Regions from separate parts of the Homo sapiens genome. Here regions 2 and 3 are each linked to region 1. The links are chromatin loops, found by intact Hi-C in ENCODE. Cell type or tissue: endothelial cell of umbilical vein. All regions are shown on one strand.

What was found. A loop is a pair of places that touch in the nucleus more often than their neighbours do. Peaks named below come from ENCODE experiments on the same cell type or tissue, not always from the same donor. Only the 100,000 strongest peaks of a DNase experiment are listed, where the experiment ranks them.
Region 2: it touches region 1 in a loop (10-fold over the local background); 2 of 110 quality-filtered maps call a loop at or near these places.
Region 3: a loop joins it to region 1, with 9 times the contacts of the local background. A loop is called at or near these places in 14 of 110 quality-filtered maps.

Annotation. Positions count from the first base shown.
Region 1 is chr5:63,962,361-63,964,860 of GRCh38, forward strand. HTR1A (5-hydroxytryptamine receptor 1A) reads right to left here and starts at 85. Exons shown (of 1, transcript NM_000524.4): 1 at 1-85. In endothelial cell of umbilical vein, a CTCF peak has its summit at 965 (motif pointing left); a DNase peak (open chromatin) is centred at 941.
Region 2 is chr5:64,205,954-64,208,453 of GRCh38, forward strand. All of the region lies in intron 2 of RNF180 (ring finger protein 180), which reads left to right. Among named protein-coding and RNA genes, the nearest start is that of RNF180, 41 kb to the left of the region's middle. In endothelial cell of umbilical vein, no CTCF peak of the experiment used is centred here; no DNase peak of the experiment used is centred here.
Region 3 is chr5:62,442,656-62,445,155 of GRCh38, forward strand. IPO11 (importin 11) reads left to right here. Exons shown (of 30, transcript NM_016338.5): 3 at 328-428. It also overlaps the pseudogene RNU6-661P. Among named protein-coding and RNA genes, the nearest start is that of IPO11, 31 kb to the left of the region's middle. In endothelial cell of umbilical vein, a CTCF peak has its summit at 1,282 (motif pointing right); a DNase peak (open chromatin) is centred at 1,266.

The sequences.
Region 1 (2,500 bases):
CCCGAGGAGTGCCTCTTTCCTCTGGGTCCCCGCCCTCCTCTCCCTCTAGCTCAGCGTCTTTGCATTCGAGTCTCTTTTTGTCAACAGAGACTCAGAACTCACTTACACACACCAGATCCCTGCCGGTCAGACCAAGGTTGTAACAAATAAACTCCGCCTCCAACCCAGCAAAACTGGGGTTGGAAAAACTTGGGGGAGGGAATTCCAACTACTCCTTGCCTCATATTATCTGCCAAATTCTTAAATCGTGTCAGCATCCCAGAGTGGCAATAGGAGATGAGAAAAGGAAGCATAGGGAGCCTGAATGGGAAGGTGAACAGTCCTGGGTCAGTCTCCCAATTATTGCTAATTGATGGAAGAAGACCGAGTGTGTCTTCCTTTTTAAAAAGCTACCTCCGTTCTCGCGCCATTGCACTCCAGCCTGGGCGACAGAGCGAGACTCCGTCTCCAAAAACAAACGAACAACGACGACAACAACAACAAAACGGTACCTCCGTTATCATCTAACAGTCCAGCCTTACTCCCTCAGGGAGAATATTGCCTGTGACTTTTTTTTTAACGTTGGGGAACCGGGAGAGAACGAAATTATAAAGGACGTGTCAAAGGACAAGGAGAGGTAAACAACTGCATCTCGAAATGAAGAACAAAACTCAGTGTGATATATATTCTAAACACACACACACTTTTCCATCACTACTACACTTGTAATTTCAGTGACACTGCCACTTCCCATAGCTTTGTGGCTAGTAAATTCAGGGATGGAAATATTTTGCATATGTGTTCTAAGTGAAGCCTGGCATTTCACATGGCCTTTTGCACTTCTTACCAGAGCCTGCAAACCTCTGGGGGAAACTTGGTGGAATCCCGGTTCGCTAGCCGGCTAGCCTCTCTTAATCTCAGAAACTGGGTTCAGCACCTGGGACAGTTCTAAGCAATGAGGTTTTATGTCGCCACCTTCTGGCAAATGTTTTAGAGTGCCATCTGGAAACCCTTATGCAGAAATGAAGCAAGTATTGAGGAAATACAACAACTTTTAGAAAGAGGAAGACAGTTATTAAAAGACAAGGTAGTATTGAGTTTTGTCTCCTTCCTATTTTCTTTAAAAATTTATTTTAGTGCCCTCTTTTGCTCTGAACCTTATATATCAGGCCTATTATATGTTTTAGCTTCCTTCGAAAGCCTGAAGTATCTGTCATTCACAAGTTCTAACTGGGAATGCCATTTTAATAAAGCTAGGCTAACACTTTCACCTGTGTTGGTTTTGTGCTGTCATAACCTGAACTTTGGAACTGACATAAATTTACCTTTTGTTGGAGAAACGAATAGTATTGCATTTTCCAAATGATTTAACATTTGGAAATGTTAAATCACTGAAAATAAAGATACTTACAAGGGTTTGTTCTAAGCTGTTTCCTTTAACAAGAAAAACAAATTTAATCACATTTGAGCATTGGTAAAGAATGGGACTTCTAAGCAACTACAGTAAACATACCACACAACATTTCACTTATACATCCTGATTGCATGCCTGAGGTGAAAGGAATGCAATCTCAAAAGCAGTTGACACTGGATAACATGAACAGATTCACTACAGATTGCAATAATCTTAATATTGTGTTCAAATCTGAGCTCTGAATTTCATAGCTCTGAATTCTCCAAGCCCAAACAAAAGAGCAATCACCAAAGCATCAAAAAGAATCCAGTTGGGCCAATGCATTACAATACAGGACAGTGTGTTTGGATAAGGTTTTGTTTGTTTTTTTTTTTTATAGTTCAGTGCTGGGCACAGTTCCCACTCAATCATTTCAGCATGCCACCACAATGAGCCTGCCATTTGTGATGATTCATGGCATTGAAAAGAAAGAGATAAGTATACATGGTAATGCTGTTTACAGACTCTGAAGAAGTCTTTTTAAGATTTGTGAAGGTATCTATTTCCACTTCTAAAGTCTCTTCACAAATACAGAACTATATTTACAGTTAAAATAGAGTTAGAGGTCCAAAAATTATAATGGGAAAATATTTAAAAGCTGAATTATCTAAAATTAAACTTTGAAATTATAGTTGAGACTATAAACAAAGTAAAATAAAGGAAACTTAAAATTTAAGAAGCAAATATATGCATATCAAGAACATAATTAAGAATTGTGTCAAACAACACATGTAAATATGTAAATCACAAATAAATCAATAAATATGTTAGTTAGAATTCTGCTTTCATCTGTTGGATCCCAAATAGTTTAATAACTGACAAATTTATTTTTTCTCATCAAGAAAGTTAAAATGCTGTAAAATCTGGAATTAATATTCCTGAGGTATAGCATTTGTTATTCTGCTTCAATATGCTATGATGTAGAATTTATCAAAGTTTTTAAAAATCCAAAGTAATTCAAGTTTTTTCTTAGTAATAATATACATAATATATCAAACATTTTATTTCTTACAATTTAAAAGTTTTTAAAGGCACACTTATGAATACTAGGAGGGAAACAGAAGTATG
Region 2 (2,500 bases), 240 kb after region 1:
TCAAGGGACGAACATTCTCTAGGAAAAAAAAAGTGTTGATGATTCGTGTTAAATGTTAAATGAGATCTAGAAGATCAGACATTTCCTTCAGTGTGCAGATTGTATACTGCACAATTCTAGAGGGAGCTAGTTTGTGAAAGGTTTGCCCTGGATTTGTGCAGTTAGCATACAAACTATATATCCATATGTAAAGACCCTAAATGAGAGTTAAAAGTGTCCATTGGTTTTAAAAGAAATCGTTGGTCAACATTCATTGTAGTTATGAGACTTTTAGGGGCAGTTACCAAATTCTACTGGGTTCAGATAATTGGGAGCTGAGGGATGGTCAAACACTTACAATAAAACACTTTAATTATTAGGTTATGACTTCTTCCATCACCAGGCTATGAAGTATTTCATCTGTATAACACCATTGCCAATGCAGTGGCTGACATGAATAGGACTGATGAATGTTGAATTGATTATTAGAGTATATACCTCCTCCCTCATGTTTTTTGGTTAGATAATTTGCTTATTTTCTCTCTGGCTTTATTATTCTGGTGGTATTTTTCCTTCAATGGCTGTAATACTGAAATAAATATTTTTATGCTTATTACATTTTTAATACTTTGTGTTCGCTCTTCTTAGTGATACCGTATATTTGTTCCATACTAGTCTTAGCACATGCTATGCTATGGACTGAATTGTATGCCCTCCAAGTGCATATTTTAAAGGTGCAGTGTGACTATATCTGGAGATAGGGTCTTTAGGAGTTAATGAAGGTTAAATGAGAGCATAAAGATGGGGCCTTAATCCAATAGGACTGTGGCTCTATAAAAGGAAGAAAAGAGAAAGAGATCCTGTGAGGACACAGTGAGTAAGCAGCCACCTGCAGGCTAGAAAGAGAGCCCTCGCCAGAGCCAGAACATGCTGGCACCCTGATCTCAAACCTTCAGCCTCTAGAACTGAGAGAAAATAAGTTGCTATTGTTTAAGTCATTCAGTCTCTGGTATTTTGTGATGGCATCCCAAGCAGACTAAGACCACACACGTCCTGTAATAGGAACTGGAAACTCAAAGATGAGCAGAAGAGAAATGGTATGTCCTTATGAAGTTTTCAGGATTTATCATTTAATCTTCTATTAATATTATAACAATTATAAATGTATTCTAATTATATTATAATCATATTAAAAGTTTGATATTTATAACTTAATAGTGAAATAATTTAATATTTATAATATTGACCAGTTATGTAAATATTAAATATTGATTACTCATATAGATATAAATTATTAGCTGTTTAAGTGGCAAAAAGGAAAAGTATAGGAAGCCATAAGAGTAGGATATAGATAGAATGCTGGACCTAGCTGTAAGGCTTTTCTGAGGAAGTGACCTGTGTAGAGATATGATGGATAAGTGAGGACAGTACAGGTGGGAGAACATTCCAAGATTCAGGACCAGCGTGTTCAAAGGCCCTGTGGTGGATCTCCGGAACTAAAATAGATTGCCACTATTGGAGTTCAGAGATGAAGAGGGAGTTTGGCAAGATCTGAGAGTAGAAAGTTGGGTGTTGTTCAAATCATGTATGGTCTTGTAAGTCAAAGACTTTGATCTTTATCGTAGGAGCTGGCAAGTCAGTGGGAGGAAGTAACATGACTTTTGAATTTTAAGATTATTTTGGTAATAGTGTGAAGAGTGAATTAGAAAGGTACCAAGAATTGAGGCAGGGAGCCTGTTTGTTTTTTAAGTGAGGCTTTCATTTTTTTCAATTCATTGTGACCTTTTGATTATAAAAAGTTTTTACCCTTAAAGTACCTTCTCAAAGTACAAATAGACAAACTAGGCAGTCCAATAGAATTGTGGTTCCTTTACATTTGTGACACTTTAGACAATTAATAATGTTAATTTAAATGACATTTTTGTTACATAGTCTTTTCCCTGTGGTGTTAGCTGCGGTAGTCAAATAATATAGTTGGCTCACATTTAAAGAATTAGCTGAAGGAATGTTATTGCTTACTTTGGAAATGCAAAGGGTTAAACATCTTCCAAAATATTATGTAATAATATTATCAACTTTTTACATGTAACTTGTTACACTTAATTAAAAATATTAAAGATCACATAATGATAAAAAATAAGGCATCAAATTTGTAATTTTAAAATTAAGTGATATTTTTCTGTTATAGAAACTGAGAATATTCCCAACACTTAAAGAAAAAATTAAAATAATACATTGGCTCCCTCTGCTGCTTGAACAAATTATTTCATTTACAAACATAATGTTGTCAACATTTTTCTGACATTATTACATGAAATTGCTATTACTTTCTCCTCCTTTTCCTTCCTCCTTCCTCCGTGTGGGAGATTTGAGACAGAAAGAAAATCTGTTTAGTAATTTTTTTACAATCCTGGTAAAACAGTTCTAATTTTCAGTCAAATTTTTCCCGAGGAGATAACTTGTTGTGCTAATACTTTGATGGCTTTAAATTCCTAAAATTGGGTTGCCTCCAGTTTCATCA
Region 3 (2,500 bases), 1.5 Mb before region 1:
CGAGACCAGCCTGGCCAGCATGGTGAAACCCTGTCTCTACAAAAAAAAAATACAAAAAATTAGCTGGGCTTGGTGGCAGGCACCTGTAACCCCAGCTACTTGGGAGGCTGAGGCAGGAGAATCTCTTGAACCTGGGAGGCGGAGGTTGCAGTGAGCCGAAATCGTGTCATTGCACTCCAGCCTGGGCGACGAGAGTGAAACTGTCTCAAAAACAAAACAAAACAAAACAAAACAAAACAAAGATCTGTCCATACTTTATTGTGGGTACATTAATTATACTTTTTACTTATTCCATGCTAATTCTAATATTATGTTTTTTATTTATAGAATATTTTCACCAACCACACTTTGGATATAAATGTAAGGTGGCTTGCTGTACTGTATTTTAAACATGGAATTGATCGCTACTGGAGACGTGTAGCACCTCAGTAAGTTCCATCACTTCCCCTATTCCTTGAGTATAATCCTTCCCAAATTCAGGAAGGTGTAAGAATACTTGTTTATGTAAAAGGATGTGTTAGCGCTTACTTCTGCAGCACATATACTAAAATTGGAGCAATACAGAGACGATTAGCATGGTCTCTGTGCAAGGATGATGTGGAGATTTGTGAAGTGTTTGATATTTAAAAAAAATGCAAAAAAAGTGTTTACTACTGAATAAGTGTTCTATTTAGGTAATGACAAATCAACAGCTATATTATTGTTTTCTTCATGGTTTTCCATTTGAGTGTGTGTGTGTGTGTGTGTGTGTGTGTGTGTGTGTGTGCGTGTGTGCGTGTGCGTGTGATGTTGGCCCTCTGCTTGCAAGGATCATGCTGAGTCAGTCATGTTGAACAAAAGCCCTCTGTTTTAGTCGTACCCACTTAAAAGGCTGAGGCAGGAGGATTGCTTGAGCACAGGAGTTTGAGATCATCCTGGGCGACATGGAGAGACCCCATCTCAAGAAAAAAGAAAGAGAAATATAAGGTTAGGATTTGGAAGAAAAAAAAAGCCATTCAGAAGGAAATCCCAGGTCAACTCTGAACCAGCTAGGTGTTAATTTCTGAGTCTTATGCATTCTTTCTCTATGGTGGGAATGGAGTAGTATACATTTGTAATCACATTAGTATTCAGTTATAACTGCTATGTACGTGGTTAACAGATTTAGTAGTTAATTTTACATGTTATATAATCAATGCAAAATCATTGTAGACATGACCCTGGGATTTGTTTGATAGAAAATATGGTAGTGAATTTTGCTTAAGAAGTAACATAATCTGTGTTTTCCAGTAGATGGCACTATAGCTCTCTAAATTCTTAAAAGCCGTAAGACCTTTTTTCTCAGTCTGAATACTTCAAAATGCATATAAAACATGTCCTTGAATAATATTGGAAACAACAAGAATATTTTCAGGCTGCACTTGGGATACTATATTACGGTTTAAAGCAGACATGTCTTTTTCTTTTTTTTTTTTTTTTGAGACGGAGTCTCGCTCTGTTGCCCAGGCTGGAGTGCAATGGCATGATCTCGGCCTACTGCAAGCTCTGCCTCACGGGTTCAGGCCATTCTGCCTCAGCCTCCCGAGTAGCTGGGACTACAGGTGCTTGCCATCTTGCCCCGCTGATTTTTTGTGTTTTTAGTAGAGCCAGGGTTTCACTGTGTTAGCCAGGATGGTCTCGATCTCCTGACCTGGTGATCCGCCCGCCTTGGCCTCCCAAAGTGCTGGGATTGCAGGTGTGAGCCACTGTGCCCGGCCGGAGTAATTTTTTACATAGGATTAATTCATAATTTTGGAGAGAAATATGGTAAGTAGTGATGAGAAAATGTGCATTATTTGTTTATAGGCAATGGCCCAGCAGCACTTTTCTACTGCTTTGTCCAATTGAATTTTACGTGTCTGCTAAAATTCATTTTGTTTTAGTGGTTATATAAAGGATACAATTATAAATGCTTGTCTTGGCTGGGCACGGTGGCTCACACCTGTAATCCCAGCACTTTGGGAGGTCGAGGATCACCTGGGGTCAGGAGTTCGAGACCAGCCTGCCCAACATGGCGAAACCCCACCTCTTCTAAAAATACAAAAATTAGCCAGGTGTGGTGGCGGATGCCTGTAATCCCAGTTGCTGGGGAGGGTGACACAGGAGAATCACTTGAACCTGGGAGGTAGAGGTTGCCGTGAGCCAAGAACGTGCCACTGCACTCCAGCCTGGGCGACACAGTGAGACTATGTCTCAAAAGAGAGAGAGAGAGACATATATATATGTATATATATATAAACATACATATAAATATATATATAAATGATTGTTTTGAAGGGAAAGTAAATTATTAAATATTTCATGTTGTACTTTTACATAATGAATTAGAACCTAGAATTTAGCTTAAATTTAAAAAGTTATGAGATAATTTATACAATATTAGGTAGTTAAATCCCAAGCTGTCTCTTTTAGTATATATTGAAATAAAAGCTGGAAAGGAGAGGATGCTGGAGCACGAGTGGCAGTTTAGTAATTGAACTTA